2 separate regions of the Homo sapiens genome follow, and region 1 is linked to region 2. Evidence: read pairs that join two places in POLR2A ChIA-PET (ENCODE). Cell type or tissue: PC-9. All regions are shown on one strand. Each heading gives the region's core, and the rest is flanking DNA. Links, peaks and the distances in the headings are about the cores only.

Region 1 (15,160 bases), core at 7,102-11,101, 55 kb before region 2:
TCTCATTAAGTACTAAACTGGGACACTGATAAATGAGCCAAAAAGAACTTAGAGAAGAACAAGGACAGTATAAGCTGAAGCAGTTGGGGACAACTTCATGGAAGAGGACTTGAATGGACAGAGAAAAAGAAGAGATGAGACCAAAAGGGCACTAAAAGAGACATCATAAACATAGGCAAAGTGTGCTGGGCAGTAATCAGAAATAGGCTGTATCGGCTGGGCATGGGGGCTCACACCTGTAATCCCACCACTTTGGCAGGCCAAGGCAGGCGGATCACTTGAGGTCAGGAGTTCGAGACCAACCTGGTCAACATGGTGAAACCCCGTCTTTACTAAAAATACAAAAATTAGCCAGGCATGGTGGCGCATGCCTGTAGTCCCAGCTACTCGGGAGGCCGAGGCAGGAGAATCGCTTGAACCTGGGAGATGGAGGTTGCAGTGAGCTGAGATTGCACAACAGCACTCCAGCCTGGGTGACAGAGTGAGATCCTGTTTCAAAAAAAGAAAGAGAGAGAGAAAGAGAGAGAGAGAGGAAGGAAGGAAGGAAAGAAGGAAGGAAGGAAGGAAAAGCAAGCTGCATAGATATGGAGGGGTCAATCAAAGATAATCTTAAAAAACAATAAAAACAATTACATGCAAAAATTATTTATGGTAAAGAGTCAGAACAGATATGGAGGATTGGTTATTAAGGGAGAAGGGACACGAGGGAGCCTTCAAGAATGCTGGAAACTTTCCATAACTTAATCTTAGTAGATACATTGGTTAAAAAAAAAATTCACTTAAGCACTTTATTGTTTGTACATCACAACTGAAAAAAATACACACAAATGGTTGCCAGATTATGATATAGAAAGTACTTCTGTAGGCCAGGCACAGTGGCTCTCGCCTGTAATCCCAGCACTTTGGGTGGCAGAGGCAGGTGGATTACTTGAGGTCAGGAGTTTGAGACCAGCTTGACCAACACGGTGAAACACCATCGCTACCACAAAAAAAAAAAATTAGCCAGGCATGGCGGTGTGTGCCTGTAGTTCCAGCTACTTGGGAGGCTGAGGCAGGAGAATTGCTTGAACGTGGGAGGCAGAGGTTGCAGTAAGCTGAGATCCTACCATTGCACTCCAGCCTGGACAACAGAGTGAGATTCTGTCTCAAAAAAACAGTAAAAAGAAGGCCGGGCGCGGTGGCTCACGCCTGTAATCCCAGCACTTTGGGAGGCCGAGGCGGGCGGATCACGAAGTCAGGAGATCGAGACCATCCCGGCTAAAACGGTGAAACCCCGTCTCTACTAAAAATACAAAAAATTAGCCGGGCGTAGTGGCGGGCGCCTGTAGTCCCAGCTACTTGGGAGGCTGAGGCAGGAGAATGGCGTGAACCCGGAAGGCGGAGCTTGCAGTGAGCCGAGATCCCGCCACTGCACTCCAGCCTGGGCGACAGAGCGAGACTCCGTCTCAAAAAAAAAAAAAAAAAAAAACAGTAAAAAGAAAGTACTTCTGTAGGTTTGTAGAAGTAAAAAATCAGATATTACATAAGGAGATAAGTCTTATACCAATATGTAAGGGGAACTGAAATGGGAGAGAAAAAGACAGCCTTTTAAGTAAAGTAGAATTAAGATAATAGTACTAGCTGGCCGAGTGCAGTGGCTCACACCTGTAATCACAGCACTTGGGGAGGCCAAGGCGGGTGGATCACCTGAGGTCAGGAGTTCAAGACCAGTCTGGCCAACATGGTGAAACCCCGTCTCTACTAAAAAAAATACGTTAGCCAGGCGTGGTGGTGGGCGCCTGTAATTCTAGCTACTTGGGAAGCTGAGGCAGGAGAATCGCTTGAACCCAGGAGGCAGAGGTTGCAGCAGTGAGCCGAGATCACGCCACTGCACTCCAGCCTGGGCGACAGAGCAAGACTCCATCTCAAACAAAAAAAAAAACCAAAAAAAAAAAAAACAAAAAACCCTAGCTAACACATATGTAACACAATATGCCAGGTACTATTCTAAGATCTATACATATAGGCCAGTTGTGGTGGCTCGCGCCTGTTATCCCAGCACTTTGGGAGGCCGAGGCGGGCGGATCACCTGAGGTCAGGGGTTCAAGACCAGCCTGGCTAACATAGTGAAACCCCGTTTCTGCTAAAAATACAAAAAAATTAGCCAGGCGTGGTGGTGCATGCCTGTAATCCCAGCTACTCGGGAGTGTGAGGAAGGAGAATCGCTTGAACCTGGGAGGCAGAGGTTGTGGTGAGCCAAGATCATGCCATTGTGCTCCAGCTTAGGCAACAAGAGCGAAACTCCGTCTCAAAAAACAAAAACAAAACTAAGAGCTATACATGTAACAATGCATCTAATCCTTTTAACACTATGTGGAAAGTATTATTATTCCCATTTTACAGACAATGAACTGAGGCCCAGAGATTAAGTGCTTTGCCCGCTCACACAGCAATGAGAACATCCATGACGATAAACTTTTTCACCACTTTACACCACATACATATCCGTGAATACATAACAGAACAAAAACAAACTAAAAATAGCAACAATAATAAGACTAGAACAAAACAGGGACTAAAATGATACTTTTACAGATAGAGTGCTTCCAACAGCAATAGCCCTTTTCCCCATCCTATAAATTCAATGTCAGCATCCCCACCTGACTTTAAACCTCACTGAGCAAATATATCATCTGCACAATCATCCTTACATCCCCTACTCCTAAAATAAGGCTACACACACACATACACCCTCTCACAAGAATGTTACAGATACTTGGAAAAGAGAACAAAGAATGAAACACATTTCAAAAGAAGAAATCCCACGACTTCATAACCTATTGTGTGAATATAGGTGAGAAAAGAGATTAAACAAATCAAAAATAATCCCAAAGTTTCTAATTTAGAAGACTTAGGGTTAGTAGAAATAAAAATACACGTCCATAGGCTGGGTGCGGTGGCTCACGCCTGTAATCCCAGCACTTTGGGAGGCTGAGGCGGGGGGATCACAAGGTCAGGAAATCGAGACCATCCTGACTAACATGGTGAAACCCCATCTCTACTAAAAATACAAAAAATTAGCCAGATATGGTGCGGACGCCTGTAGTCCCAGCTACTCGAGAGGCTGAGGCAGGAGAATGGCATGAACCTGGGAGGCGGAGCTTGCAGTGAGCCGAGATTTCACCACTGCACTCCAGCCTGGGCAACAGAGTGAGACTCCATCTCAAAAAAAAAAAAAAAAAAATATATATATATATATATATATATATGTCCATAAAAAGGCTTATATACAAATATTGCTAGCAATCTTATTCATAATAGCCAAAAACTGGAAATAATTCAATTATCAATCAACAGGTGAACATAAACAGTGATATATCCAAACACTGGACTATTACTAAGCAATAAAAAGAAATGAACTAATGAAACACGCAACATAGATAAATATCACAGCTATTATGCCAAGAGAAAGAAGCAAAACACAAAATTTCATACTGTATAATTCCATTTCTATGAAACTCTAGAAAAGACTAATCTCATATACAGCAATAGAAATCACATCAGAGGCCTGGTGTGATGGCTCATGCCTGTAATCCCAGCATCTTGGGAGGCTGAGGCGGGTGGACTGCCTGAGTTCAGGAGTTCGAGACCAGCCTGGGCAATACAGTGAAACCCCGTCTCTACTAAAATACAAAAAATTAGCCAGGCGTGGTGGCATGCACCTGTAATCCCAGCTACTTGGGAGGCTGAGGCAGGAGAATTGCTTGAACCCAGGAGGTGGAGGTTGCAGTGAGCGAAGACTGTGCCACTGCATTCCAGCCTAGGTGACACAGTGAGACTCCATCTCCAAAAAAATAAAAAAAAAAGAAAGAAATCACATCAGCGGCTGCACAGGAATAAGACTGAAAAGAGACTGCAAAGGGGCCTAGGAAATTTTGGGGGGAAGTAAAAATTACTCTATTATTAAAGTGATTGTTACAGCCACTGATCTGTACATTAAAAATTTGTGAAATTATTGCAAATAAATTAAAGCTTGGTAAAATTGATTGAAAAAACGTTATGGGCCAGGCGCAGTGGCTCATGCCTGTAATCTCAACAGTTTGGGAGGCCAAAGCAAGCGGATCACTCGAGGTCAGGAGTTTGAGACCTGCCTGGGCAACACGGCGAAACCCCATCTCTAAAAAATTAGCCAGGTGTGGTGGCACACTCCTGTAGTCCCATCTACTTGGGAGGCTGAGGTGAGAGGATAGCTTGAGCCCCGGAGGCAGACGTTGGGGTGTGCTGAGATTGCGCCACTGCACTCCAGCCCTGGGGGACACAGCAAGATCCTGTGTCTCAAAAAAAAAAAAAAAAAACCTTATGGCCAGGTGCAGTGGCACACACCTGTAATACCACCACTTTGGGAGGCTGAGGCAGGAGTATCACTTGAGCTCAGGAGTTTGAGACCAGCCTAGGCAATATGGCAAGGCTAGGGAAGGATCAAGTCTGACTCATTTCTGTATCCTGGCACAGAATCTAGAAAATCTCTACAAAAAATCAAAACATTGGTCAGGAATGAATGGCAGCATGCTCCTGCAGTTCCAGCTATTTGGGAGGCTGAGGCAAGAGGATCACTTAAGCCCAAGAGTTCGAGGCTGCAGCGCATGCCACTGCACTCCAGCAGCCTGGGTGACAGAGCCAGACTCTGCCTCAGAAACAAAACTAAACAAAACATGTTATTAACATTGAAATAGGTAGGTAAATAAGGAGAAACTTTTGCAAAAGATTAAGAAGATGAGTTCAATTTAGATATGTTCACCCCAACGTGTCTTCAAAAAGAGTAAGATACCTCAGTTGGGCATTGTGGCTCATGCCTGTAATCCCAGCACTTTGGGAGGCCAAGGCAGGCGGACTGCTTGAGCCCAGGAGTTCGAGACCAGCCTGGGGAACATGACGAAACCCCATCTCTACAAAAAATAAAAAAATTAGCCAGGTGTAATGGTGGGCACCTGTAGTCCCAGGTACTAGGGAGGCTGAGGGGGGAGGATCACCTGAACTTGGGGAGGTCAAGGTTGCAGTGAGCCATGATTGTGCCCCTGCACTCCAGCCTGGGTGACAGAGTGAGACTCTGTCTCAAAAAAATATAAAAATAAAAAAAGATTATCTCCGTCAGGCAATTGGGTATAAAGGATGGAGTTAGGGAGGCAGCAGGAAGAGAGGGAGACAGAGAAGAGCATTGTGTTGAGAGACACCTACTGTTAAAAGCAGTAAGAAAGAACAACCAGTAAAATACAAATTTTAAGAAGGAAGACAGTCAGACATGGTGTCTCATGCCTGTAATCCCAGCACTTTGGGAGGCCAAAGCAGGAGAGTGGCTTAAGGCCAGGAGTTCAAGACCAGCCTACACAACACAGCAAGTCCCCATTCCTGTATGTGCCTATAGTCAGTCCTAGTTCCTCAGGAGGCTAAGATGGGAAGATCACTTGAGCCCAGGAGTTCAAGACTGAAGTGAGCTATGATGGCACCACTACCCTCCTGCCTGGGCAAAAGAGCAAGACCCTGTATCTAAAAAAAGAAAGAACTGTAAGAGGTACTAGGAATGTTCTCTATCTTGTTCTTTGTGATGGTTACATGAACATACACATCTGTAAAAATTCAACAGGCTTACACTTCATATTTATGCACTTTGCTGCATTAATTATACCTCAAACAGTTTTAAAAAAAGAAAAATGGCTAAGCATGGTAGCTCACACCTGTAATGCCAGTACTTTGGGAGGCCGAGGTGTGAGGATCACTTTAGCCCGGGAGTTCAAGACCAGCCTAGGCAACATGGAGAAACCCTGTCACTACAAAAATTAGCTGGCCATGGTGGTGTATGCCAGTAGTCTCCCAGCTGCTTAGTTGGGGGGGTGGGTAGTGCACTCCTGTGGTCTCAGCTGCTTGGGAACCTGAGGTGGGAGGACTGCTTGGGCCAGGGAGGTCAAGCAAGGCTACAGTGAGCCGTGATTGTGCCATTGCACTTCAGTCTGGGCAAAACAGTGAGATCCAGTCTCAAAAAAGAAAAAAGAAAAGAAAAAAGATATGGCCCAAAAGTACCTTTTCAGCTTCATTTTACCAAATACCCATCCCAAATCACATAAATAACCTATAGCCACATATGATCAGTAATCACCCTCTTCAATATTGATCATTCATGCTCTCAGGTATATAATACCCTTTGTACTTTTATTTTTTTTTCAAGACCCATATAAAATCTCACTCCCTCAGGAGTCACTACTCCTAAACACCCCTTAACTCTACCTGTATAACAGTTAAATAAATGGTTCTCAATCAGGTGATTTTGCTCCCTAGGGGACATTTGGTAATACCTGAAACATTTTTTGATCATCACAACCAGGGGTGACGCTACTGGCATCTAATGGGTAAAAGCCAGTGATGCTGCAAAATATGCTATAATGCATAGCACAGATCCCCCCAACAATGAATTATCCTACCCAAAATGTCAATACTACCACGGTTGGGAAACCCTGCACTACACTATTGTATGTATTTACTTGCAAGCCTGTATCCCTACTAAACTACAAAATGGGAGGGATCAAGTCTTACTGATTTCTGTATACTGGCACAGTATCTACAAAATAACACACCAAAAAAATGTATTAATAAATACAGATGTGTCATTACTGAACCTATTTTAATAACCACACTGCCTAGAATGCTGCACTCAAAAAATATAAGAAATACGTATGTCATTGCTGAATCTTACTTTGATATGAAAGCTACATAACTTACTGGCTAAACTGGTTGTCTTTTTTTTTCTGAGATGGAGTCTCACTCTGTCTCACAGGCTGGAGTAGAGAGGTTCGATGTCGGCTCACTGCAAACTCCGCCTCCCAGGTTCAAGCAATTCTCCTACCTCTGCCTCCCGAGTAGCTGGGATTACAGGCGAGAGCCACCACACCCAGCTAATTTTTGCATTTTTAGTAGAGACGGGGTTTCACCATATTGGCCAGGCTGGTCTCAAACTCCTGACCTCAGGTGATCCGCCCACCTCGGCCTCCCAAAATGCTGGGATTACAGGCATGAGCCACCACTCCTGGCCTAAACTTGTGGTCTTTAAAAGCAAATTCCATCAATCACTATCTTGACTTGGTGTTTTCATAGTACATACCAACAAATTACAAATTATAACTATGTGAATATCTCAAAAGAGTATTAAACTGAAATTTATTTCCAAATTTACTGCAGCATGAGTAAACCAACTGGCTTAATGACTGTGCTCTGAAAGCATTTTTAAAAGGACACTGTTTCAGCAGGGCAAGGTGGCTCACGCCTGTAATCCCAGCACTCTGGGAGGCCAAGGCGGGTGTATCACCTGAGGTCACGAGTTTGAGACTAGCCTGACCAACATGGTGAAACCCCATCTCTACTAAAAATATATATATACAAAAATAAGCTGGGCCTGGTGGCACATGCCTGTAATCTCAGCTACTTGGGAGGCTGAGGCAGGAGAATCACTTGAACCTGGGAGGTGGAGGTTGCGGTGAGCCGAGATCATGCCATTGCGCTCCAGCCTGGGCAACAAGAGCAAAACTCCATCTCAAAACAAAGGACACTGTTTCAAAAATTTTTTGAACTCATATCATAGTGCCATTTGAATAAAATAGAGTAAAATAATGGATACTAAAATCTTGGCTATCATTCCACCTAACTTGAATCTAATAAAATTTATGTTAAAATACAGAATGGTAGTGTATTTTAACATATTGTCAAAAAATTAAACAGTTTTTACTTACCTATTTATTTATTTAGACACAGGGTCTCACTGTTGCCCAAGCTGGAATGCAGTAGCACAACCATGGCTCACTGTAACTCCATCCTCCTAGGTTCCAGCAATCCTCCTGCCTCAGCCTCCTGAGTAGCTGGGACCACAGGCACATGCCACCGTACTTGGCTAATTTTTTATTTTTAGTAGAGATGAGGCCTTACTATGTTGCCAGGCTGGTCTTGAGTTCCTGGGCTCAAGCGATCCCCTTGTCTCAGTCTCCCAAAGTGCTGGGATTACAGGCGGAAGATATCATGCCTAGCCAAAAGTTTTTATATCATAGTTATTTTACTTATTTTAGCAAATATTTCAGGCCAGGTGTGGTGGCTCATGCCTGTAATCCTGACACCTTGGGAGATTGAGCTGGGTGGATCACTTGAGTCCAGCAATCCAAGACCAGCCTGGGCAACACGGTGAAGCCGTCTCTACTAAAAATACAAAAAATTCGCTGGGTGTGGTAGCACAGGGCTGTAGTCCTAGCTACTTGTGGGGCTGAGGCAGGAGGATCACTTGAGCCCAGGAGGTCAAGACTGCAGTGAGCTGTGATCCTACCACTGCACTCCAGTCTGGAGTCCTACAACAGGTTCTTAAAAGAGTAAGACCCTGTCTCAAAAACAAAACAAAACAAAACAAAATCCCCCCCCACACACACACAGAAATATTTCATATCTCAACACTGTTTTATTTTTTACATGCCCAGCCAACTTTTTTATTCTTGATTAAAGATTAATGGCATTATTTTATAGAACTAGACATTCACACATAAAACACAAAAATACTTTTTCACTACCTAAGCTGAAGATAAAATGATCTTTTAATTACTCCATTTTCAAATTATTTGTACTTTTCTAGAGAATTAAAAAATCATTATCACTAATAACGACATGTCAAAGTAAAGAATCTAGGCCAGGCATGGTGGCTCACACCTGTAATCCCAGCACTTTGGGAGGCTGACGTATGAGGACTGCTTCGGTGTAAGAGGTCAGGGCTGCAGTGAGCTGTGATTGTGCCACTACACTCCAGCCTGGGTGACAGAGCAAGACCCTGTCTGAAAAGAAACACAAAAAACAAAAAAGAATCTGAAAGTGAGCACATTATATTGCCCCTCTGGGACTCAAAACTCTAATTCCAGTAAATAAAACCAACTGAAATACCATACTCCTATCAAGTAATGAGCCCTATAAAACATCATCATCATCTACCATTTATGCAGCAGGAGATTACTTAAATACTATATATTAAATAAAACAACATATACTATACAAAGTTTCTGTACAACAAGGAAGAGCAAAGTTTCCTTATCAAGTACAATCAAGGATATGGATGGTTTTGGCAAAAAGACAAAGCTTTTCCAATTTTCAGTAACCCTAAATTCCCCAAGTCTAAAAACGGAAAAACCTTGACCTTGTTTAGTAATGCTGTTCATCAACCTTTTCTGAAACCTCTTTCTCAGCCTCAATGGGAATAAATTGTAACAAATCAATCCAAAATACAAACTAGAGGTTTGTAACTACTACCATGAGTGAATTAAAAACATCAACTAAAACATAAATATTATGGTTAGATGTAACACATTGCAGCACACTGATTTTTTTTTTTTTTTTTTTTTTTTTGAGACAAAATCTTGCCCTGTCACCCAGGCTGGAGTGCAATGGCACAATCTTGGCTCACTGCAACCTCCACCTCCCAGGTTGAAGCAGTTCTCCTGCCTCAGGCTCCCTAGTAGCTGGGATTGCAGGTGCCCGCCACCATGCACGGCTAATTTTGTTTTTTTTTTTTTGAGACTAAGTTTTGCTCTGTCTTGATCTCTTGACCTTGTGATCTGCCCACTTCGGCCTCCCAAAGTGCTGGGCTTACAGGCGTAAGCCACTGCGCCGGGCCTAATTTTTTTGTATTTTTAGTAGAGACAGGGTTTCAGCATGTTGGCCAGGCTGGTTTTGAACTCGTGACCTCAAGTGATCCACCCACCTCGGCCTCCCAAAGTGCTAGGATTAAAGACATGACCCATCACGTCTGGCCTGGCATTTTTAAAATATACTTAATATACTTAATTAGTCACATAATAATTTTATGAACAGACGTATTTCAATTAAATCAAATCTATATATGTCCCCAAATAAAATAAAAATAAAAGATATTTTCTTAATATCCTCCAAATAAAAAGTTTTCAACCAGGCATGGTGGCTCACACCTGTAATCCCAGCACTTTCGGAGGCTGAGGCAGGCAGATTGCTTGAGCTCAGGAGTTCGAGACCAGCTTGGGCAATGTGACAAAACCTAATCTCTACAAAAAATACAAAAGAATTAGTCAGGTATGGTGGCGCATGACTGTAGTCTCAGCTACTTGGTAGGCTGAGGTAAAAGGATCACCTGAGCCCGGGAAGTAGAGGCACAGTGAGCCATCATTGTGTGCCACTGGACTCTAGCATAGGGAAGGGGACTGAGACCGTCTTAAAAAAATTAAATAGAAAGTCTTCTTTTTTTAAAATTCTGCAATTCATGAGAAACTGCACTCACACATAGTGTGTGACATTAGATATCTGATAACACGTTCCTTAATACAAAAACCTCAGAAGTTACCATGATTATCCAAAACTACTGGTACCCTGCCCAGGACCTTTTAGGCAAAGTCCTTGCTATCTCCTAAGCTTTGAAACCTAGGAAAGGTAAATATACCCAATATAACGACTAAATAGACTACAGATGAATCAGTAGAGATTGAAGGAGAGTTGTTGAAAGAAAAAGGAAAAAGCAAACTAAAACAAGCATACTTCAGAGACAGAAGATTAGAAGTAAAAGGGATGAGGTAAAAAAAGAAATTTTAGTTCAGGCACAGTGGCTCACGCTTATAATTCTAGCACTTTGGGAGGCCAAGGTGGGCAGATCACCTGAGGCCAGGAGTCAAGACCAGCCTGGCCAACATGGCGAAACCCCGTCTCAAACAAAAAGAACAAAAAGTACAAAAATTAGCCAGGCGTGGTGGCACAGCTACTCAGGAGGCTGAGGTGGGAGGATTGCTTGAGCCCAAGAGGCAGAGGTTTCAGCAAGCCATGATCACCCCACTGCACTCCAGCCTCCCAACAGAGTAAAACCCTGTCTCAAAAAAAAAAAGAGAAGAAAAAGAAAGTGATATGGTTTGGCTCTGTGTCCCTACCCAAATCTCATGTTAAATTGTAATCTCCAAAGTTGGGGGAGGGACCTGGTGGAAATGATTGGATCATTGGGGTGGATTTCCCCCTTGCTGTTCTAGTTGATAGTGAGTTCTCAAGAGCTACTGTTGTTGGAAAGTGGAAAGTTTGTAGCACTTCCCCCTTCACTCGCTTGCGTGTCCACACACATGCACACTCTCCCTCTCTCTCCTGCCAACCATGGGAAAATATGCCCACTTCCACTTCCGCTATGATTGTAAGTTTTCTGAAGCCTCCCCAGATGCAGATGCCTGTATAGCCCACAGAACCGTGAGCACATTAAACCTATTTTCTTTATAAATTACCCAGTCTCAGGTATGTCTTTATAACAGTGTAACTGGGTACCCAGAACATATAAAAATGTGGCAAACTGCTGAGCACAATAGCTTACACCTGTAATACCAGCACTTTGGGAGGCCAAGGCAAGAGGATAACTTAAGATCAGGAATTTGAGACCATCCTGGGCAACATAGCAAGACCCTGTCTGCACAAAAAAATTTTTTCAAAAATTAGCCGGGTGTGGTGGTGCACACCTGTAGTCGCAGTTACTCAGGAGGCTGAGGTGGGAGGATCACTTGAGCCAGGAGGTGGAGGCCGCAGTGAACTATGATCACACCACTGCGTTCCAGCCTGGGCAACAGAGCAAGACCCTGGCATCAAAAAAAAAAAAAAAAAAAAAAAGAGGCAAACAAAAGTTTCCCATAATAATGTTTACCCTTACTTTATGCACCACACTGACACTCCCCATTACTTTTTAAAATTGTTATTGTGACTCACTAAATTGAATTTACAAGCCATTAATGGATCACAAACTAAAGTTTGAAAGCACTGGCTTAGAGGAACTAAAAATTATGGGAAAGTCCTTGCTTTCCTATGATTATCTAGCTTGAGAAAACTATTCAGAAGGTGGAATTCTCCCAGGGCTGAAATACTGTCTTATCTGGCACATAATAATCACTTAAAGTTTGTTGAATTAATACATTTTGGAACGTAAGGCACTTTCAAGGTAAGGACATACCTACAAAAGATACCTAAATAAAAATGCGTAGAAGAGCATGGGTACTCTGAATCCCTTCAAAGACAGGGATGGTAAAAAGAGCTCCAGGAGGTAGAAGAGGGATACCAAATTTTTCTTAAATAAACAAAGTAAGTACTGGAAAAGAAATGTCATTTGTTGTTTTTTTTTTTTTTTTTTGAGACGGAGTTTTGCTCTTGTCTCCCAGGCTGGAGTGCAATGGCGCGATCTCGGCTCATTGCAACCTCTGCCTGGTTCAAGTGATTCTCCTGCCTCAGCCTCCCAAGTAGCTGGGATTACAGGCGCCCACTACCACACCCAGCTAATTTTTGTGTTTTTAGTAAAGACGGGGTTTCACCACTTTGGCCAGGATGGTCTTGAACTCCTGACCTCAAGCAATCCACCCACCTCGGCCTCCCAAAGTGCTGAGATTACAGGCCTGAGCCACCACGCCCGGCCTGAAATGTCATTTCTTAAGACAGGCTTTATATCCAGCAAAGGAAAAAGAAAACCTGTGATAAATTAAAAACTCCCATCAGAGGTGGGCACAGTGGCTCCTGTGTATAATCTCACCACTTTGGGAGAACAAGGCAGAAGGATCACTTAAACTCAGAAGATCAAGACCAACCTGGGCAACATAGTGAGATCTCGTCTGTACTAAAAATAAAAAAAAATTAGCCAGGTGTGGTGGTGCACGCCTGTAGTCCTAGCTGCTGAGGTGGCTGAGGTGAGAGGATCGCTAAGTCCAGAAGATTGAGGCTGTAGTGAACTTTGATCTCACCACTGCACTCCAGCCTGAGTGACAGAGCGAGAATCTATCCCAAAGAAAGAAAAAAACTCCCATTAAGTACTACACAGTAGTCCATTATAGGTGCAAAAAGTTACTAAGCTACCTTGATATTCTAACTATTTCTTTCAAAAATGTATGTCAGACTCCAGATATATAAATCCAATATCACCAGGCGCAGTGGCTCACGCCTGTAATCCCAGCACTTTGGGAGGCCAAGGCGGGCAGATCACGAGGTCAGGAGATCAAGACCATCCTGGCTAACACGGTGAAACCCCGTCTCTAATAAAAATACAAAAATTTAGCCAGGCATAGTGGCGGGCGCCTGTAGTCCCAGCTACTTGGGAGGCTGAGGCAGGAGAATGGCATGAACAGGGCAGGCAGAGGTTGCAGCGAGCCGAGATTGTGCCACTGCACTCCATCCTGGGCAACAGAGCGAGACTCCGTCTCAAAATAAATAAATAAAAATAAATCCAATATCAAATCAAAATTATATAATGCAACTCATCCTTAAATATTAGACTCTCCCCAGCACTTTGGGAGGCTGAGGCAGGTGGAACCACTTGAGCTCAGGAGTTCGATACCAGACCAGGCAACATGGCAAAACCCCATCTCCACAAAAAATACAAAAATTAGCCAGGCAGTGGCATTTGCCTGTAGTCCTAGCTACTTGGAGGGCAAAGGTGGGTGGATCACTTGAGCCTGGGAGGTCAAGGCTGCAGGCAGCCGAGATCGTGCCACTGCACTCCAGTCTGGGTGACAGGAGTGAGACCCTGTCTCAAAAAAAAAAAAAAAAAAATTATCTCAATGTACTCATAAACATTTATATTAGGCAGCTAGTGTGTGATAGCCAACAATTTATTGAGTGTTAGCATGTATCAGGCAGTAAGTTAAGTACTTAGCAAGCATTATCCTATTTAAACAACCCAGTATATACTATCTTCACATTAACGGGTGTGGTGGCTCATGCCCGCCTGTAATCCCAGCACTTTGGGAGGCCAAGGTGGGTGGATCACCTGAGGTCAGGAGTTCAAGACCAGCCTGGCCAACATGGTGAAACCCTGTCTCTACTAAAAAAACAAAAACATTAGCCAGGCATGGTGGCACATGCCTATAATCCCAGCTACCCGGGAGGCTGAGGCAGGAGAATCACTTGAACCTGGGAGGCTGAGGTTGCAGTTAGCCGAGATCACGCCATTGCACTCCAGCCTGGGCAACAAGAGCAAAACTCCATCTCTAAAAAAGAAAAGAAAAGAGAAAAGAAAAGAAAAGAAAAGAAGCCTGGCGCAGTGGTTCACATCTGTAATCCCAACACTTTGGGAGGCCAAGGCAGGCGATCACCTGAGGTCACGAGTTCATGACCAGCCTGACCAACATGGAGAAACCCCGTCTCTACTAAAAATACAAAAAATTAGCTGGGCATGGTGGCGCATACCTGTAATCCCAGCTGTTGGGAGGCTGAGGCAGGAGAATCGCTTGAACCTGGGAGGCAGGGGTTGCAGTGAGCGAGATCATGCCATTGCACTCCAGCCTGGGCAACAAGAGCAAAATTCCGTCTCAAAAAAAAAGAAAAGAAAAGGTGAGGCATAAATAGTTAAATAAAGAAGTTACCACAGGCCTGGTACTGTGGCTCATGCCTGTAATCCCAGCTCTTTGGGATGCTGAGGAGGGAGGACTGCCTGAGCCCCCATGAGTTTGAGACCAGATTGGGCAACATAGAGACCCCGTTTCTCGAAAAAAACTTTAAAATAAGCCAAGTATGGTGGCATAGGCCTGCAGTCTCAGCTACTCACGGCTTCGGCCCTGAAGGTAGAGGCTGCTATGGGCCATGACTGTGCCACTGCACTCCCACCTGGGTGACACAGCAAGACCCCATCTCAAAAAAACAAAAACTGAAAAAGTTACACATTTACACTAGTAAATGGTGACATACATATATATATATACACATATATATACATGTATATACATATATACATACATGAATATACATATATACACACGAATATACATGTATACATATATACATACGTGTATATATACGTGTATATATGTATATACATACATGTATATTCATGTATGCATACATGAATATACATGTATACATGTATACATGTATCATACATGAATATACATATATACATGTATACATGTATATATATATATATATTTTTTTGGGGGGGGACGGAATCTCACTCTGTTGCCCAGGCTGGAGTGCAATGGCACGATCTCGGCTCACTGCAACCTCCGCCTGCTGAGTTCAAGCAACTCTCCTGCCTCAACTTCCTGAGTAGCTGAGACTACAGGTGCGCGCCACCATGCCCGGCTAATTTTTTGTATTTTTAGTAGAGACAGGGTTTCACCATGCTGGCCAGGCTGGTCTCGAA
Region 2 (15,160 bases), core at 5,858-9,857:
GCAAGTTCTTATCAGGAATAGAATCTAGAACTCATTGCCATTTCATACTTTTCAAAAGCTTTTAACTGAGAATATGCAATCAGTTCGTCTATTCCTTTTCAAAGGTCTGTGGTTCTTAACTATTTCAGATTTTAGGCCTCTAAAATTTAGTAAAACTTCTAGGCGGGACCCAGTGGCTCATACCTGTAATCCTAGCACTTTGGGAGGCTGAGGCAGAAGGATCACTTGAGCTCAGGAGTTCGAGACTAGCCCGGACAACATAGCGAGACCTTATCTCTACTAAAAATAATTAAAAAAAAAAAAATAGCTAGGTGTTGTAGTCCCAGCCACTCAGGAGGCTGAGATGGGAGGATTGCCCAGGAGGTTCAGTTTATAGTCAGGAGCTATGATTGTGCCATTGCACTCCAGTCTGAGCAACAGAGACCCTCTCTCAAAACAAACAAAAAATTTTGAGTAGTAGTTCTCAAACCAAGAAGTCTTAAAAACTAATGAGCTTTCGTTTATGTGGAATATGTGTATTATCAATTACTGTACTAGAATTTAAAACTAAATAACAGCAAACTTATTGTACATTAACATAAATATTTTTATGAAAAACAGTTATATTTTCCAAAACAAAAAATATAATGAGAAGGGTGTCAATGTTTTACATTTTTACAAATTTCTTTAACGTCAGCTTTAGCTAATAGATTCTCATGTATGCATCTGCATTCAGTCTGTTGCAATATGTTGTTTTAGTTGAAGGATATGAAGAAAATCTGGCTTCACACAGATATGTAGCTGGAAGAAGTTTTTAGATAGTTTTTTTCTGACCATTGTGGTTATTCTTTGATAGTACATGGAAATGCAACAAGCTGTAATTTCTTTTCATTTTTGAGACGGAGTTTCACCCTGTCCCAGGCTGGAGTGCAGTGGCACAATCTCGGCTTACTGCAACCTCCACCTCCCAGGTTCAAGTGATTCTCCTCTCTTAGCCTCCCGTGTAGCTGGGATTACAGGTGTGCCCCATCACGCCCGGCTAATTTTTTTGTATTTTTAGTAGAGACGGGGTTTCACCATGTTGGCCAGGCTTGTCTTGAACTCCTGACCTTGTGATCCACCTGCCTCAGCCTCCTGAAGTTCTGGGATTACAGGCATGAGCCACCACACCCGGCCAACAAATGGTAATTTCTTAAAGGTTGGTTGCAGCCAGGCACAGTGGTGCGGGTTTATAGTACCAGCTACTCAGGAGGCTGAGGTGGGAGGATTAATTCAGCCCAGGAGTTTGAGTCCAGCCTAGGCAACACAGTGAGATCTGATGTCTTTAAAGAAAAAAAAAAAAAAGTTATTTGCAATGTAGAATCTGAAACATTATTAAATGAACTTTTTGTCCTCTGTTTCATTAAAATCCATTAGGACTGGGTGCAGTGGCTCACACCTATAGTGCTAGCACTTTGGGAGGCCAAGGTGGGCAGATCACTTGAGGTCAAAAGTTCGAGACCAGCCTGGGCAACGTGGTAAAACCCCTGTCTCTACTGAAAAAAATACAAAAATTAGCCAGGCATGGTGGTGAGCACCTGTAATCCCAACTACTCGGGAGGCTGAGGCAGGAGAATTGCTTGAACCCAGGAGGCAGAGGTTGCAGTGAGCTGAGACCTTGCCATTGCACTCCAGCCTGGACAACAAGAGCGAAAGTCCATCTCAAAAAAATAAATAAATAAAATAAAATAAAATAAAATCCACTGGTCTGTCTTTCTCTTTGAATGGATCTTTTACCCATGCATGATTTAATATATGCCCTAGTCATTTGAAAAATATTAATTCCTTGAGATATGCATATCTTCCAAATGTTGACACATTTCATTATATGATGTCCCCCCCCCCAAAAAAAAACACATTTATTATCATCAGGAAAATCTTTAAGTATTGGGACACTGTCAAGCTCATGGTAGTAGATATAAGTTTTCCAAAATTCTAATTTTTGTTTGAAAACTCAAATTTTGTCATTGGCAAGAAACAATATCAGTTTATCAGTTATTTTTCTTGACATGCAAGCTCACTTTCTTCATTATGGGGAAATTTCAGCCAAATACCCAAGTTTTGATAGCCATAGTTTGTCTGTTAGTCGTTTTTTCAGGTAAAAATAGTGGTCAATGAAAAAGGTCAGCTCATAGCTCAATGAATTAGAGAAACGGTTTTCCTCAAGACAACCACCAATCATTCTTTGATATGCAACAGAAGTGCTTCATGCATACATAGCTTGTCATACCAAATAATTAAAAACATGTTCTGAGGGATCTAATAAAACCAATATTTTTTTTCTATTTCATCAAGGATATTCTTTTTTTTTTTTTTTGACAGAGTTTTGCTCTTGTCGCCCAGGCTGGAGTGCAATGGCGCAATCTCAGCTCACTGCAACCTCCACCTCGTGGGTTCAAGCAATTCTCCTGCCTCAGCCTCCCAAGTAGCTGGGATTACAGGCAGCCGCCACCACGACCAGCTAATTTTTGTACTTTTAGTGGAACGGGGTTTCACCGTGTTGGCCAAGCTGGTCTCAAACTCCTAACTTCAAGTGATCTGCCTGCATCGGCCTCCCAAAGTGCTGAGATTACAAGTGTGAGCCACCGCACCTGGCCAAGCATGGACATTTTTAAGACAGAGGTTGCAGTGAACCAAGATGGCACCATTGCACTCCAGCCTGGGCGACAGAGTGAGACTCTGCCTCAAAAAAAAAAAAAAAAAAAAAGTCCATGCTCATGCTCCCCTAGACTAATTAAGTCAGAATATCTAGAGTCCTTGGCATTGATATTTTTAACAGCTCCCTAGGTAATTGTAATGTGCAGTTGAACTTGAGAACTACTATTCTAGACTATTTTCCAGGAACATGTATCTACTCATGGACAGGACATCAGAAAATGGAGGACCACCCCCCACCACCGTAAAAAATTAAATATAAAGAAAGAGAACTGACAAGTCCTCCAAGTAAGAATAGAAAAAGAGTTATTGGTGGCTTTAAAATCTTTATATTCTTTAACCTAGTAATTCTGCTTCCTAAAATTTATCCTAAGAAAAGTAATTTAACAGGAGAGGGAAAAATATATTTGTGAAGACGCGTTATCTTTATAATAGTGAAAATAGGTTTTTAAGCAAGGGTGTTAAATAGTAATAACTATTTCTTAGACAGGTGTGATGATTAAATTAGATGATACATGTAAATTACTTATTGTTCTGCAAAGCACAAAGTACATGCTTAATAAAAGGTGGCTGGCTGGGCCAGATGTGGTGGCTTATGCTTGTAATCCCAGGACTTTGGGAGGCCAAGGTAAGCAGATCACTTGAACGCAGGAGTTCAAGGACAGCCTGGGTAACATGAAGAAACCCTGTCTCTACAAAAAAAAATTAGCCAGGTGTGGTAGCATGCACTTGTAGTCTCAGCTACTTGGGAGGCTAAGGTAGGAAGATCACTTTATCTTAGGAATTTGAGGCTGTAATGAGCTATGATTTTACCATTGCACTTCAGTCCGGGCAATGAGTGAGAGTCTGTCTTAAAACAAACAAACAAACAAAAACGCTGACTGGCCAGTCTAGACTGGTGCTCACACCTATGATCAGCAACATAGTGAGATCTCATCTGTACAAAAAATTTAAAAATTAGGCCAGGTGTGGTGGTTCATGCCTGTAATTCCAGCACTTTGGGAGTCTGAGGTGGGCAGATTTCTTGAGCTTAGGAGTTAGAGACCAGCCTGGCCAACATGGTGAAACTCCTTCTTTACAAAAAAATACAAAAATTAGCCAGGTGTGGTGGTATGCGCCTGTAGTCCCAGTTACTTAGGAGGCTGAGGTGGGAGGATTGCTTGAATCCGGGAGGCGGAGGTTGCAGTGAGCCGAGATAATGCCACTGTACTCTAGCCTGGGTGACAGAGCCAGACCCTGTCTCAAAAATAAATAAATAAATAAACAAATAAATAAATAAAAATTAAAATAAGAATTAAAAATTTTAAAATTAGCCAGGCATAGTGGTGTGCCCCTGTAATCCCAGCTACTCTGGAGGCTAAGGTGGGAGGATCACTTAAGCTTAGGAGTTTGAGGCTGCAGTGAGCTATGATTTTGCCATTGTATTTCAGCCTGGACAAAAGAGGAGGACCCTGTCTCTGAAAAAAAAAAAAAAAAAAAAAAAGGTGGCTGGTGTGTGGAGATGGACAGTAGGGAGGCAAAAGTAGAAGAAGACAAGTTATGAAGCCACTGAAGTAAGCAAGAGTTCATGGTAGCATGGATTAATGGCCAGAAGAGGGAATAAACAAATGACATATACAGTTGGCCCTCCATATCTGTGGGTTCTGCATCCCTGGATTCAACTAACTGTGAATGGAAATTTTTTTTTAATGGATGATTGCATCTGTACTGAACACGTACAGACATTTTTTTTCTTGTCATTACTCTGTAAACAGTGCTTATAAATAACAATTATTTACATTGTATTATATGTACTCTAGAGATAATTTAAAGTATATGGGAGGATATGTGTAGGCGATATGCAAATACTATGCCATTTTGTATGGAGGACTTGAGCATCCATGGATTTTGGTTTCCAAGGGGTACCTGGAATTAGTCCCCCACAGATACCAAGGAACATGGTATATACTTTATCTTTGCTGATGGATTTATTAGGGAATGGAGATTGAGGAAAAGAAAAGAATCAAGGATGACTGTGGCTTTTAGTAACTAAGTGGAAGTAGTGTCATTTACTAAGAATGGGAAAGCTAACGGAAGACCAGGCTTGGAAGAAAATCAAGATTAATAGAGAAGGCCAGGCACAGTGGATCACACCTGTAATCCCAGCACTTTGGGAGGCTGAGATGGGCAGATCACTTGAGGTCAGGAGTTTGAGATCAGCCTGGCCAACATAGTGAAACCTTGTCTCTACTAAAAGTACAGAAATTAGCCTGGTGTGGTGGCGCATTCGCCTGTAATCCGAGCTACTTGGGAGGCTGAGGCAGGAGAATCGCTTGAACCCAGAAGGCAGAGGTTACAGTGAGCCGAGATTATGCCACTGCACTCCAGCCTGGGTGACAGAGCAAGACTGCGTCTCAAAACAAATAAATAAATAAATAGGCGGGCATGGTGGCTCACACCACTGATGGATTGAGACCTTGTCTCAAAAAACAAACCAAAGAACAAAAAAACAGGCTGAGCGCAGTGGCTTATGCCTGTAATCCCAGCACTTTGGGAGGCCGAGGAGGGTGGATCATTTGAGATCAGGAGTTTGAGACCAGCCTGGCCAACCTGGTGAAACCTCGTCTCTACTAAAAATACAAAAAAATTAGCTGGGCTTGGTGGTGCATGTCTGTAATCCCAGCTACTTGGGAGGCTGAGGCAGGAGAGTGGCTTGAACCAGAGAAGTGGAGGTTGAGGTTAAGCTGAGATTGTGCCACTGCACTCCAGCCTGGGTAACAGAGTAAGAGTCCATCTCAAAAAAAAAAAAAAAAAAAAAAAAAAAAAGAAAGAAAAGATTAATAGAGAAGAAAAGAGTGTCCAAAATTACCCTCAAGGAGTAACAGTGCGCTAGATATTTGTTGTGGTTTTAAAATATGTCCACAGAAATCTTTGATACTCCTCCCTTTAAGTGACTGAGTTTAATCCCACTCCTCTTGAGTGTGGGCTGGGCTTAGTGACTTGCTTGTAATGCAAAGAATACAGCAGAAGTGATGGTATTTGAGTTCAGAGACTAGGTCATAAAAGGCATTGCAGCTTCCAATCTATATATTCTACATTGCCTTCACAGTCATCAACCCCAGACCCAAATAATAATAGGTAATTTTTCAGCTCTTAGCTTTTAAGACAGACAGAGAAAAGTTTAGCTACATAACAGACTTTGAAAATGCCATAATTCGGCCAGGCGCAGTGGCTCACACCTGTAATCCCAGCACTTTGGGAGGCCGAGGTGGGCAGATCACGAGGTCAGGAGATCAAGACTACCCTGGCTAACATGGTGAAACCCTGTCTCTACTAAAAATTAAAAAAAAAAAAAAAAATAGCCAGGCGTGGTGGCAGGCGCCTGTAGTCCCAGCTACTCTGGAGGCTGAGGCAGGAGAATGGCGTAAACCCGGGAGGCAGAGCTTGCAGTGAGTCAAGATTGCGCCACTGCACTCCAGCCTGGGCAACAGAGCAAGACTCCGTCTCAAAAACAAAACAAAACAAAACAAAAAACAAAAAAAAAAGAAAATGCCATAAGTCTTCCTCCTGTATAGTGTAACTATTTTCTTCTCTGCCTGGCAAATTCCTTCCCAATCTTTTAGCATAGCTCAAATGTCACTTCCTCTCTGGCTGTGCCAGCATTACTTTACCCTTCTCTGGGCTTCCAAAAACATTTTGTGTATATCCCTTTTATGACACTTACTGTTTTTTACTACTCAGCTTAACAATGTTTATTTAAGACCTACCTATATCACATTTTTTAAAACCACTTTTTACTTCTTTATTTCCAGTTTTTGCATAAAACAAGCACAGTACTATATGGGAAGTCAGAGATTCATTTTATATCTATCTTAGCAAATATGAAGCAGTATTTTAATGTATCACTCAAAACATCTGTGTTTAAATTTGAATCTAAGTTTGGGTGAAAGCAAAGTATAGAAAATGGAAAGAAATCCTTTATCTGTTGCAACCATTGAATTGACTTTGGGATATAGTGATTTCCATTTTATTAAGAGGAAATTATTTTTGAATAGATTTTATAAATCTGTATTTAAGACACGGCCTTTTTTTTTTTTTTTTTTTTTTGCTGGTTTTCCAATAAAGTGTGAAGTGGAGTGATGGCATGTTAAGAGTCTCAAGAATTCCAAAAATCACAGTTTAAAACTGTATCTTTGTATATAGCTAGTTGCAATGCAGACTTGTATTAAGAAACATGGTTATGGCCAGGTGTGGTGGCTTACACCTGTAATCCCAGCACTTTGGGAGGCCGAGGTGGGCCTGACTTGAGGTCAGGAGTTCGAAACCAGCCTGGCCAACATGGTGAAACCCTGTCTCTACTAAAAATACAAAAATTAGCTGGTGTGGTGGTGCATGCCTATAATCCTAGCTACTCAGGAGGCTGAGGCAGGAGAATCGCTTGAATCTGGGAGGTAGAGTTTGCAGTGAGCTGAAATTGCGCCACTGCACTCCAGCCTGGGTGACAGAGTGAGACTCCGTCTTAAAAAAAAAAAAAACAGAAACATGGTTACTATGGTTTTGTATACCAGAACTTATCTGTATCAGTTAGGACTGTATGTTACAAATGGTAGAAAATCCAACTAGAACTGATTTAACAGCAAAAACAACAACAACAAAAAAGACTTTATTATTGCTCATATGCCAGTGAAACAGTTTCTTGCTTCTTCTTGAAAGAAACTTGATCCAGGGTTCAAATGACATCTTCTTCCTTGGTGATGACTCCATTTCTGGGCAGGCTATCCTTTCATGGTGCCAAGCTGGCTGCTAATAGGTCCTGAAGCTATGTACTTCCATCCAGTAGAAAAGAGACTCAATTTCCCTGATAGCTGGAAAAAGTTCCAAAAATTTAATCTTATTAGCATTGAATATCCTTAGTTGGGTCATATGATTACGTTCCTGTTCCTGAACCAATCTGGGAGTGAGAGGAGTTAAAGGAATACGAGATATAGTGATTGGCTTAAGTTGTCATCCAAGAGTTGCATGTGTAGAGGAGGAAAGTGAAAGAGAAAGGGAGATGTATTTCGTCAACCATTACTTTAAAATATGCCTTCCATGGGAGAAATGCCATAATCATCAACCACAATATTTATGGAGCTCCTAATTTTAGAAACAGCTTGAAGATCATTAGACTGATTTTGACTGTGTCTCTTTGCTACAAGGAAATTTATTTATTTATTTATTTTATTTTTTAGAGATAGGATCTCACTCTGTCACCCAGGCTGGAGTGCAGTGATGCAATCATAGCCTCAAGGGATCCTCCCACCACAGTCTCCTGAGTAGCTGGAGCTACTCAGAACTAGAATATTAGGAGTGGAGCTGGAGCTGGTCTTGAAAACTGTACTCTGGTTTACAAGGAAGTTTATTAAGAAAAAAAGATTGGGAGGCTGAGGCGGGCCTCCCAGACATGTGAGGTCAGGAGTTTGAGACCAGCCTGGACAATATGGCGAAACCCTATCTCTACTAAAAAAACACAAAAATTGGGCCTGGCATGGTGGCTCACACCTGTAATCCCAGCACTTTGGGAGGCCGAAGCGGGCAGATCATGAGGTCAGGAGATCGAGATCATCCTGGCTAACATGGTGAAACCCCGTCTTTACTAAAAATACAAAAAATTAGCTGGGCATGGTGGCAGGCACTTGGAGTCCCAGCTACTTGGGAGGCTGAGGCAGGAGAATCGCTTGAACCCGGGAGGCAGAGGTTGCAGTGAGCTGAGATCGTGCCATTGCACTCCAGCCTGGGTGACAGAACGAGACTCCGTCTGAAAAAAAAAAAAAACCAAAAAACAAAAATTGGCAGGGTGCGGTGGCTCACACCTGTAATCCCAGAACTTTGGGAGGCTGAGGCGGGTGGATCACGAGGTCAGGAGTTCAAGACCAGCCTGGCCAAGATGGTGAAACCCCATCTCTACTAAAAATACAAAAATTAGGGGGGCACGGTGGCAGGTGCCTGTAATCTCAGCTACTCAGGAGGCTGAGGCAGGAGAATTGCTTGAACCCAGGTGGCAGAGGTTGCAGAGAGCTGAGATCACGCCACTGCACTCCAGTCTGGGTGATAGAATAGGACTCCATCTCAAAAAAAGAAAAAAAAATAGCCGGGCATTGTGGTGGGCGCCTGTAATCCCAGCTACTTGGGAGGCTGAGGCAGGAGAATCACTTGAACCTGGGAGGCAGAGGTTGCAGTGAGCCGAGATCATGCCATTGCACTCCAGCCTGGGTGACAAGAGCAAAACTCTGTCTCAAAAAAACAAAAAAAGAAGAAAACAAAGAGGGCTAGGTGCTGTAGCTCATACCTGTACCAGCACTTTGGGAGGCCAAGGCAGGAAAATCACTTGAGTCCAGGAGTTAGACCAGCCTGAGCAACACAGGGAGACCCCATCACTACAAAAGAAAAATGAGCTGGGTGTGGTGGCCCATGCCTGTAGTCCCAGATACTTGGGAGGCTGAGGATCACTTGAACCAGGGAGGTTGAGGTTGCAATGCGCTTTGATGGTGCCAGTGCCCTCCAGCCTGTGCGACAGAGTGAGACCTTGTCTCAAACAACAAAAAAACAACAAACAGGGGCCCAGGCGCAGTGGCTCATGCCTGTAATCCCAGCATTTTGGGAAGCCAAGGCGGGGGGATCACCTGAGGTCAGGATCAGCCTGGCCAACATGGTCAGACCAGCCTGGCCAGGTGAGACCAGCCTGGCCAACATGGCGAAACCCCATCTCTACTAAAAATACAAAAATTAGCCTGTCGTGGTGGCACCTGCCTGTAGTCCCAGCTACTCAGGAGGCTGAGGCACAAAAATCTGGGCTTGAACCCGGGAGGTGGAGGTTGCAGTGAGCCAAGATTGCGCCACTGCATTCCAGCCTGGGCAACAGAGCGAGATTCTGTCTCAAAAAAAAAAAAAAATCAAATCAAACTTTAACACTTTAACAGTTCAACAGGTCTGGGCCAACAATATCATCCTCCCCATAAAATCCTTCTAAATTCTAGGCTGGGCGTGGTGGCTCATGCCTGTAATCCCAGCACTTTGGGAGGTCAAGGTGCTTAAAAAATACTTCTAAATTCTAGTAATCCCAGCTACTCAGGAGGCTGAAGCAGGAGAATTCCTTGAACCCGGGAGATGGAGGTTGCGGTGAGCTGAGATTGCGCCATTGCACTCCAGCCTGGGCAGCCTTAATCACCTGCATGCCTTAAGGAAATCACTAAACCTTCTGAAGCTTTCTGTAAAATGAGGATGCTTAATTACCTCATCTCTAACACTATTAGCAAAATAAACATTAATTTTGAAATTTAATGTTTCTTTTTTTTTTTTTTTTGCGATGGAGTTTCGCTCTTGTTGCCCAGGCTGGAGTGCAATGGTGTGATCTCAGCTCACTGCAACCTCCGCCTCCCGGGTTCAAGTGATTCTCCTGCCTCAGCCTCCTGAGTAGCTGGTATTGCAGGCATGCGCCACCACCTCGGCTAATTTTTTTGTATTTTTAGTAGAGATGGGGTTTCTCCATGTTGATCAGGCTGGTCTCGAACTCTCGACCTCAGGTGATCCGCCTACCTCGGCTTCCCAAAGAGCTGGGATTACAGGCGTGAGCCACCGCGCCTGGCCAATTTAATGTTTCTTATACCACATACACTAATTTCAGACAAAAGCTGTGAAACAATAGAATGGTACTTTCTGTGTCTTATATACTTACTTTATAGATCACTGCACCTCCTAATATACACTATGCATTAATTTTGTCTTACATAACATACATGTTTCCCTATGCATTCCCTCATGTCCCCTGCATCTTGGGGATGAGAGATTATGTCATCATTCCTCAGATGCATTTCCAACCACTACACTATCCTCCTTTGCAGTCCATGCTTTCCTCATCTTACCTTTTATCTCTCCTGATCATTGTTTTGTATTGACTTCCAAGACTTGCCTCTACATTTGTTGCAAACTTCGATAATCTGGCTTTTTTTCAACCCGGCATCTGTCATCTTCTGAGTTGTGTAACTTTATTCATGTGGATGAGCCACCTAAGATTCTGTCCTCAACATTTTTTGGCTTATACCATCCCATTATCTTCACTCTTCTAACAATCTGAAATTCCTTATCGTTCCTTCTAGCTCTTTCATTTCCCCACTCCTAATACTCAAGTTCTTTAAGATTATGGAGCTATATATGTATATACACACATTTTTAAAGACAGAGTCTTGCTCCATCACCCAGGCTGAAGTGCAGTGGCGTGATCAGGGTTCACTGCAGCCTCGAGCTCCCAGGTGTAAGCGATTCTCCTACCTCTGCCTCTGGGGTAGCTGAGACTACAGGCACACACCACCACACCTGGCCATCAATCCCCCTCCTGCTTTTCTTTCCTTTTCTATGATGGAGTCCTCCATGGTCTGTGAAGCTCTACTCACAATTCCTTTCTGAGAAAAGTAGGCTGGGGTGGCCATGCTGTATGTTATATAATTGTTAGGGAAACAGGAGTATCAGAGAGCAAGGTTGACACCATTTTAAAATATACTCCATCTTAAAGCTAGCAAGGCACATTCCTCACCAGTTCATGACCCATGGTCACAAGATGTTTACGGCTAAGAAAGCAGCTTAATAATGCCTGCAAGGACAAACTCCTGCAACCACAGAATGTCCAGATGCCCCGATATCACATAACAATATATGCTTTTAAGATGATTATAGTCATGCTTTGATGTACTTACGCACTAAAATGCCAAGGATAACTATCTTTAAATCAACAAAGTAATAAATGTTGTCATGCTGTCAGCCTACCTGCATGTAGACATAGCTTAGCTTTTACATAGATAAGACCTCTATATAAGAAGAGTTTAAAACAAAGCGGCCGGCGCGGTAGCTCATATCTGTAATCCCAGCAGTTTGGGAGGCTGAGGCGGGCAGATCACCTGAGGTCGGGAGTTTGAGACCAGCCTGACCAACATGGAGAAACTCTGTCTCTATTAAAAATATAAAATTAGCCGGGCATGGTGGCGCATGCCTGTAATCCCAGCTACTCAGGAGGCTGAAGCAGGAGAATTGCTTGAACCCGGGAGGCGGAGGTTACGGTGAGCTGAGATCGCGTCATTGCACTCCAGCCTGGGCAACAGGAGCGAAACTCTGTCTCAAAAACAAAACAAAACAAAACAAAGACAGTGCTCATTCCTCCGCTTGCTTTCTAAGGATGCCCTACTCTGTAACTGAGTAGCTTTCTATAAATTATCTCTTCTTGCTGCACTCTGTGACTTGCCTTGAATTCCTTTCTGCATGAGATCCAAGAACCCCTCTTTTAGGGTCTGGGTTGGGACCTTTTTCCAGCATCATCATTGTGTTACCCTGGTTGTGGCTGATTAGATCAGAAATCTATAAAATAGCAGAAGATAAACATTTATAGGCTAAACATAAGGGAAGACCAGAAGTCTTTAATGTGGTCCATATTGGATGAACCTAACTGACTCAATAAGTCCTCTTTTGGGGGAATTTGGATGCAAGTCACAGAAAAATTAATACAAACAGGGAGAAGTAGTAAGTATGTGCAGAAGAGGAGAGAGAGAAACTAGGCAGTAAGAAGCTGAGTTATGAATATGGGAGAATTCCCGGAAAAAGGAGTAAATGGGCATTTACTTCTGAGAGAGTAGAAGCAAACCAGATGATTAGAGCTGACATTAGGGTGAAATTCTATTCAATAGACTAGAACATCTATTGCATCCTATTCTAGGCATGTTTTCGTTTCTCCCTGATGCCTGTCTGTGGAACAAGTTTCCTGGGCTTCCTGCCTTCTACTTCAGTGCCATTATCTTCTACCTCAGACTTTGTGATAACCTGAACTAAGGGTATCTCTGCTTCTTGCCAACTGAAAGAGACTAATGTCCCATCCAGTAATTGATCAGCTCAATTCTTCTTTTGCCAGCACTGTCAACTCTCTCTCTTCCTTGTCCTTCTATTGCAACTGCCTCATAAACTTCCAATTCCAGATGAATCTATCCCTCAATCTCCTCTGCTACTTCATCTGGGCTACTGAAATTTAGTAGGAAAAGGCTGGGCGCGGTGGCTCACGCCTGTAATCCCAGCACTTTGGGAGGCCAAGGTGAGCGGATCACGAGGTCAGGAGATCAAGACCATCCTGGCTAACACAGTGAAACCCCGTCTCTACTAAAAATACAAAAAGTTAGCCGAGCGCGGTGGTGGGCGTCTGTAGTCCCAGCTACTTGGGAGGCTGAGGCAGTAGAATGGTGTGAACCCGGGAGTCAGAGCTTGCAGTGAGCCAAGATCGCGCCACTGCACTCCAGCCTGGGCGACAGAGCGAGACTCCGTCTCAAAAAAAAACAAGAAAGAAATTTAGTAGGAAAAAAATAACATCGCTTTTTGGATTCATACTACCATAAACATATCTGTTCTCATCTGGATACTCCATGGCAAGCAGCAATTCTTACAACATTTTCCTATTCATTTTTGGTTTCTCATTTCCTGAAAAAGTATTCTAAATATTCGCCACTCTACTCAAGTCCCCTAAGTCTCCCACACACCTCCTTCCAGCAAAACTTTATCTTCTACTTCATAAAGAAAGTAGAGGGCCGGGTGCAGTGGCTCATGCCTGTAGTCTCAGCATTTGGGAAGCCACAGCGGGAAGATCGCTTGAGCCCAGGAAGATCGCTCGAGAGCAGCCTGGCCAACACAGTGAGACCTTGTCTCTACAAAAAATAGCCAGGTGTTGTGGCGCTTGTAGTCCCAGCTACTCCAGAGGCCAAGGTGGGAGAATCACTTGAGCCCCAGGATGTCTTATATCCTGCAACTAGAATCACTACAGTAAGCCCAGATTATGCCACTGCACTTCCACCCGGGTGACAGAGTGAGACCTTCTCAAAAAAAAAAAAAAGAAAAAAGAAAAAAGGAAGTAGAGACCACTAGACTCTAAGTTTTTTTTTATTTTTGGCAGAGTTTTGCTCTGTTACCCAGGCTGGAATGCAGTGGCACGATCTCTGCTCACTGCAACCTCTGCCTCCTGGGTTTTAGCGATTCTCCTGCCTCAGCCTCCTGAGTAGCTGGAATTACATGCGCATGCCAACATGCCTGGCTAATTTTTTGTATTTTTAGTAGAGGCAAGGTTTCACCATGTTGGCCAGGCTGGTCTCAAACTCCTGACCTCAAGTGATCTGCCTGCCTCGGTCTCCCAAAGTGCTGGGATTACAAGAGTGAACCACCATGCCTGGCCAGACTCTAAGTTCTGAGAGAGCAAGCGCTTTATCTCATTCATCTCTGAATCTCTAGCACTGGGCTTAGGGCTTGACACATAAATGTTGCCCAATAATCATTTGCTGGATGAATAACATGTTACATCAGTCAGGGATTCCCTCAACTTCTTGCCCTGCCTCTGAACAAATTATCTCTGTCTTACCAGCAGTCTCCATCTTTCTCCCTAGTCTCAAAGGAAAAAGAGTCCTGCCTTCTCTCCAAGCCTATCCATAAGTGCTCTAGAACACATCCTGGTTTGTATTCCAGGCATCATCCCTCCATCCATTTTCAATCTTCTACCTGTCCTCCACCTCCCCTCCCTACTCTTCGCTCCTCTCCACCCTCTTCCCTTCCCCATCCTACCACCCTCCCCCTCTACTTTTCTGCCAGGGCTCTTTCTGGTCTCTATTCTTTTCCATTGATCTATTTGTCTATTTTCTCAGCAATACTACACTGTTTTGATTACTGTAGCTTTATAGTAAGTCTTGAAGTCAGGTAATATCAGTCCTCTGACCTTGTCAGTCTTCTAACTTTGCCTTCTCCTTCAGTATTGTGTTGGCTATAGAATTAGTTTGTTGATATCCATATAATCATTTGCTGGAATTTCGATTGGGATTGTATTGAAATCTATAAATCAAGTTGTGAAGAACTGATGTCTTGATAATTGAGTTTTTCTACCCACAATCATTGAATATCTCCCTATTTATTTGGTTCTTCTTTGATTTTTTAAAATCAGAGTTTTTAGTTTTCCTCATAGATCTTAAACATATTTTGTTAGATTTAAATCAAAATATAGGCCAGGTGCAGTGGTTCATGCCTGTAATCCCAGCACTTTGGGAGGCCAAGGCGGGTGGATTGCTTGAGGTTAGGTGTTGGAGACCAGCCTGACCAACATGGTGAAACCCTGTCTGTACTAAAAATACAAAAAAAAATTAGCCAGGTGTGGTGGCAGGTGCCTGTAATCCCAGCTACTCGGGTGGTTGAGGCAGAAGAATCATTTGATCCCAGGAGGCAGAGATTGTAGTGAGCCAAGATTGCACCACTGCACTCCAGCCTGGGCAACAGAGCAAGACTCTGTCTCAAAAAATATATATATTTATATCAAAATATTTCATTTTGGTTTTTCCTGCCATCTTGGATCCTGCTGGGAACAAGACTTCTAAAAGAAAATATGTCTGGAAGCTGTGGTCCAAGGCCATTTTTGCTGGCTATAAGCAGGGTCTCCGGAACAGAGAGCACACAACTTTCCTTAAAA

Evidence for each region. ChIA-PET counts read pairs that join two places held together with the same protein. Peaks named below come from ENCODE experiments on the same cell type or tissue, not always from the same donor. Only the 100,000 strongest peaks of a DNase experiment are listed, where the experiment ranks them.
Region 1: POLR2A ChIA-PET joins it to region 2 with 9 read pairs; 2 of 35 experiments call an interaction of 5 or more read pairs at or near these places.

The regions. Positions count from the first base shown.
Region 1 is chr17:29,397,397-29,412,556 of GRCh38, reverse strand. The region is part of intron 1 of TAOK1 (TAO kinase 1); the gene reads right to left. Among named protein-coding and RNA genes, the nearest start is that of MIR4523, 14 kb to the right of the region's middle. RefSeq lists enhancers at 3,805-4,304, 11,130-11,199. In PC-9, for the core only: no CTCF peak of the experiment used is centred there; no DNase peak of the experiment used is centred there.
Region 2 is chr17:29,340,739-29,355,898 of GRCh38, reverse strand. It overlaps the pseudogene RPL35AP35. Among named protein-coding and RNA genes, the nearest start is that of TAOK1, 42 kb to the left of the region's middle. In PC-9, for the core only: no CTCF peak of the experiment used is centred there; a DNase peak (open chromatin) is centred at 7,938; H3K27ac peaks cover 389 bases.